Regions from separate parts of the Homo sapiens genome. Here region 2 is linked to region 1. The links are chromatin contacts, found by Hi-C or POLR2A ChIA-PET in ENCODE. All regions are on one chromosome and are shown on one strand. The core of a region is the stretch at or near the end of the contact, and the rest is flanking DNA. Distances in the headings are between cores, read along the strand shown. Region 1 has its middle 260 kb from the start of CEMIP2. Region 2 has its middle 88 kb from the start of CEMIP2.

Region 1 (2,700 bases), core at 64-2,563:
AAACTTATTAACAGGCTCAGTGAAAATGCCGGCTTCAGCCCTGGGTGGCTACAATCCCTCTTTAATGAATTCCAGTCTTCTTTATGGAATTGGTTAGCCCCTTTATTAAGTCCTCTCTTGCTTATATGTCTTGTATTGATATTTGGACCCTGCATATTCAATACTATAACTCAAATTATTTCTCCTAGCTTAGAAGCAATCAAACTATGCTTTTTTCTTGACTTTAAAAAAAATTTGAAGTTTTTATTAGCTTGCTTAGCTTCTCTTATCTAATTTTCTGCCTTCTATCAGTTTAGATGTTATACAGTTTACTTCTGTTCTTTTTGTGGTTACTTTTAGATTTTACCACATGCATTTAACTTAACAAAATCTATAGGTACTGTATTTGTCCATTCTCATGCTGCTGTTAAAGACATATCCAAGACTGGGTAATTTATAAAGAAAAAGAGGCTTAATGGACTCACAGTTCCACGTGGCTGGGGAGGCCTCACGATCATGGCAGAAGACAAAAGGCACTTCTTACGTGGCAGCAGGCAAGAGAGAATGAGAGCCAAATGAAAAGGGAAACCCTTTAAAAAACCATCAGATTTCATGAGACTTGTTCACTACCATGAGAACAGTATGAGGGTAAGTGCCCCCATGATTCAATTATCTCTCACTGGGTCCTTCCCACAACACATGGGAATTATGGGAGCTACAATTCAAGATGAGATTTGGGTGGGGACACAGCCAAACCGTATCAGATACTACCTTAGTCTTCTCTTGAGTATTATAAGAATGCCAGAAATGTTAGTTTCATTAGGATACTGCCTAGTATTTTAATTCTATCTTTTAGGTAAAAACCTTGTAATTCAGACTAAATATTTTATGCCACCCATGTTTGTTTATTATAACTACATATTTCCCAACTTCTTTGCTCACCATTCTTTTCTCAGACTTTCCTTCTAGGGACCATATATTTCCTTCTGGATGTTTCTTTGGTGAATGTCTGTTGATTGCAAATGCACTTTTTTCTTGTTCATCTAACTATTTAGAAATAGTTGTTTGGGTTATAGAATTCTAGGTTGGCTATTATTTTATCTCAGCACATTGGAAATATTATTTTATTGACTTCTAGCTTCATCATTGCTGTTGGAAAGTCTACTGTTAGGCAAATTGTCTTACTTCACAGAAGATCTGTGTCAGTCAGCCATTGTTGTGCAACAAACTACTCCTATAACACAGTGATTCATTTATTTTTATTCTTCCTGCATGTAGAGTGTGAGTCAGCTGAGTCAGATGAACTAGGCTGCACTTGGCTGAGCAACTGCGCTTCAAGTCCTAGGTCTGATTGAACTTGGCTCCTCACTGTGTGTTGGGCTCTTTTTAGCTCTGTCTATCTTCATTCTTGGCCAAAATATTAGTTATTATGACAATCATTCTTCATGAGACCAATTTGCATGCTGAATTTTCTAGAGTTAAATTGTTAAGTACATGGTAGAGTTACTAGAGAGAGGGAATAGAAAATGTACAATTAGAGGTAGAGAGAGACAGAGGAACACAGAATTTTTTACAAGTAGAATACCTTTAGAGACACTGCAGTTATTTCTCACCATCTAAGTAGAGGCTGACATGCTTACTTAACAAACTCTTGGATAAATCGTGGGTCAGCTGATTCCATTTAGCACATCGACTTCCACCCAAAATAACTTCATTACACTCTGTTGCTTCGTAAAAGTCTACAAATGGCTTTGATAGCTTATAAAGGGCATTCATAAAGTTGTAAACTATAATCTGCCAGTTGATTTAAGGTTTGACTTTTAGCAGACTTATGATCTAGCAGTATAAGAATAAGTTTAGCATAGCAAATTTTCTGGCAAAATGTGCAAGGCACAGGCTCAACTGGTTTCAAATGGGATCATCAAGTTGGTGATAACAGAGTGCAAGATTAATTAATGATTAGCAGAGAAGAGTACCATATGATTTTAAAATGATAATAGCATTCTTACTCTGAGATGTTTCCATTTGCTACAAATGCTCTAATTGTTATTAGATTAGATTAGCATTTGACTGGAATAACATTTCACCTTTTCCTCTTTAATTAGTGTTTTTACCTCTATTTGAGAGCTAATAAACATTTTTCTCACTCCTGTTACCTAAACACAAATGAAAATGAAAACATAATTAGTGTAAATATTCAGGTCTAACTACAGAGATCCATTGTTCTTATAAAACAGGTAAACAGGTGACACAAAACCATTTGGTTTGCACATAATAGTACCAAACCATTATCATTATTGGAACTAATTTGATGTGGCATCAGGCAAATGAAATGCAGTCATGGTTCCCTAGCACTAAATACTTTTGGAGATAGGCAAAACATTGGCAGATGACCTATAGCTGCCAACAATGGCAAAAGTGATGCCAGGACTTTTGCTGTCTCTTGAATTTTTTGTAAACATATAGGTGCTCTTCACCAAGTTAAAACATGAGTCATTTCGATTTTGTAAGCTGGTATTCAACTAAGCCTTACATTTGTATGATTATCATAATACTAATTGAAAGATAGAATTTTAGAAGTTAAAGTTCTGACTAACTTATATTAAGAAATCTCATGATATTTAGATGATAAAGCAGTATAAGGCAAGACCCATCCTCCAAGTTCAAATTCAGATTCTTAAAACTAAAGTTGCTTTAGCTTTTGTCTAGGACATGCAAGGA
Region 2 (2,700 bases), core at 156-2,655, 170 kb before region 1:
AGCTGATGTTTAGACTCGGGGATGGGAAGAGAGGATTTATGACTCCTCTGTTCTCTAACTTCATCAAGAGACAACACATCCTCATGCCATTAAAGTGGGTTACTTTGTCTTGAGGAGGGGAAGGTAATGAAGTGACAGATCGAGGCTTGAGTGCTTTAGATAACTACAGTAGGTTTTCATTCCTTAAGAGATGAGGTCATGTTTGGATGTGTCTGGTTGAGAAGCATTTCAGTAAGAAGGAATGAGCTTAGTTAGTTCAAGTGTTTTTTTCTGTTGTTCCTAGTAGATAAACACAATACATAGATTCAATGATGACAATGTTTGTTAATTTCATCATGCAGAGTTGGAGCTTACTTCTGGAATTCTTATTTGGTTTCCAGATACTTATTAAACAATGTTTAATAACCTGAGAAATTCCCCTGGAGGTAAAGACCTTTAATAGGGCAGCAGATTTGTATCATTACTGTTAGTTATGATTACATTATTACTGTTATAACCCAGTGTGCTGGAAATGTGAGCAGACACTATTTAAGCTAGTTTTCAACAAAAGGTCATGGAGGGAAAAAAAATAAAGGAACTCCATTCCTGGTTCCTTGCTCACAAATGGCAAAATGCTGTTCACAGACTTGCTAGACCATTTGAGTCATTTGGAAGAGAAAAGGTTTTTTTGTTTTTCCCTTATTTATCTTCAATTTGAGAAAAAAACTAATAAAAGGATGCTTCAGTAGGCCCTGGTGTTGTGGATAAGGGCACGCACACTTTTTATTTTTATGTGGTAAATTTAGAGAATGACTGACTGAACTGTGATTTCTAAATGAGGAACTGTGCCCCACAGGACATCCAAAATTATCAGCCATAGCAAGCTGTGAACATGTTATATCTGAAAATACAGCAAAGGGTGGACCAGAAAACATCTTTATAGATGTGTTTTTGTAATTTTCCTAAGAGGGACAAAATAATTAGTCTAAATATGAAAAATTAAGTTTTAAAGTTCATCCATAGAAAAGCTGGCTTCATGATCACAATTGAAAAATCCGAGTTGGCAAACCTCTGCCTGCAATTCTGAGCTAGGAATCATTTTTATGTTTTTAAATATAACAAAAGAAAGAAAAAGAAGAGTAATATTTTATGTGGTGAAAATTCTATGACATTTAAATTTCAGTGTCCATAAATCAAATCTTATTGGAACACAGCCAAGCTCATTCTTGTATACTTATTAACTGTGGGCAATTCCTGCTGCAGGGGTAGAAATGAGTAGTTGCTACAGAGACTGTCAGTCCAAAAATATGTACTGTTAGGCCCTTTACTGAAAAAGTTTACCAACCTTTGATCTCAGTGTAGTGTAGACCAGCGTTCATTGTCCTGTTCTTGGAACCTTACCACATTGTCAGAATTTTTTAAATAGCAACTTAAGGAAGAAACCTGCATCAGAATCGCCTGAGGTGCTTGATGAAAATGCAGGATCCCAAGCCCCAGCTCAGACAGGAGAACTGGCGTTTCCAGGAGTTGTGAAGCTGGGAATATTATGTTATAACAAGCTTTCCAGATGTTTCTTGTGAACACTAAAGTTTGACCATCTCATAGCATGTAGTGAGGCTGTTCTTCCTTTCCCTCTTTCCCTTCAACAGAGAACACATCTGAACAAAATTGATTTTTTTTAACCTTAATGATTCTATCTACACAGTCTTCCCTAGAACTTTTTCTGACTAGGGCAGATTTCATATTGGGCAGAGTATGTGGCTGTTACTGGGGCAAAGGTTTGGAGCCCGTGATTAAGTCCTCCCGCCATGATGCCTGAAATACCACTACAATGATTCCTTTGGCTACAGTTATTCCTACTCTGAAATCCCAGCCATTCTTTATTTTCTGCAAGTTTGTTTTATTATTTTAAGGATTTTGAAGGAAAATGTACATTTGGCCACAATTAGGCTGCACAGACTAACAAAAACATAAGTTTATTTGCTTTTTGATGAAACTATCCACCCTTTTTACTAATTTTACATTTATTGAAGCTCTGATTGATAATTTCAGATGTATTTTTTTGTGAGGTAGAATGAATCATTTCATACAAGCAGTTTGCTTTGTAAGCAAAAACCTTTTAATGCATGAACTTTATGGAGGGCTGCAGGAGGTGGCTGAGTAGTGGATAATGAGATTGACCCTTGCCAGGGAAGAGGGTGGGTGTGGGAGGTTCACCTTCTCCCATCAGCCCATGTTGATTGTCAACATCCAGTTCCTGAGGGAGGAGCGCCTGGGTCAGGTAGGTTTCTGATGTGGGAGAACGCAAGACTTCCAAGTCTTAGGAGGCAAGAAACATCCTTAGCTCCCACTATGGGTAGGAGAATGAGAGAATTCCGATGGGAGAGAAAGATGACAAAACTTGTTGACTCTTTCAAGAGTGCATGCAGTCAGTTGTTTTTTAAGTAAAATAGTTCTTAGAGGAAGTGAAGTGGAGTCAGGGTAAAGTGTCTGATACAGTTACTTGCTGTAGGTATGGTTGTTTTGCTGACCAATCTAGGTTTGATTCCGCTAAGGCTCTCTACTTAGCGGTGGTCCTAGGAGCAGCTTCCTCCTGAGCCTCAGGTTTCTCATCTATAAAGTGGATCCATTAGTAACTTTTGTGAAATTACAGGGGGGATTAAATGAGAACAGCTGTGGCTCCTGAACATGGCTGGTCATCAGAAACACGTGATGGTTTGT

What was found. Hi-C counts contacts between places; a loop is a spot of excess contacts on that map. ChIA-PET counts read pairs that join two places held with the same protein, here RNA polymerase II (POLR2A).
Region 2: a loop to region 1 is called in a map of mammary epithelial cell, with 3 times the contacts of the local background. The contact joins two enhancer-like sites. A Hi-C loop is called at or near these places in 1 of 168 maps with a recorded cell type or tissue (mammary epithelial cell) and 1 of 37 single-sample maps with no recorded cell type. POLR2A ChIA-PET finds 5 or more read pairs at or near these places in 1 of 52 experiments (PC-9).

Annotation. Positions count from the first base shown.
Region 1 is chr9:71,505,569-71,508,268 of GRCh38, reverse strand. No RefSeq gene overlaps it. Among named protein-coding and RNA genes, the nearest start is that of CEMIP2, 260 kb to the left of the region's middle. Within about 2 kb of position 1,313, at least 2 of the 41 ENCODE cell types and tissues checked have a DNase peak (open chromatin) inside an H3K27ac peak, as active enhancers do.
Region 2 is chr9:71,679,421-71,682,120 of GRCh38, reverse strand. No RefSeq gene overlaps it. Among named protein-coding and RNA genes, the nearest start is that of CEMIP2, 88 kb to the left of the region's middle. Within about 2 kb of position 1,405, at least 5 of the 41 ENCODE cell types and tissues checked have a DNase peak (open chromatin) inside an H3K27ac peak, as active enhancers do.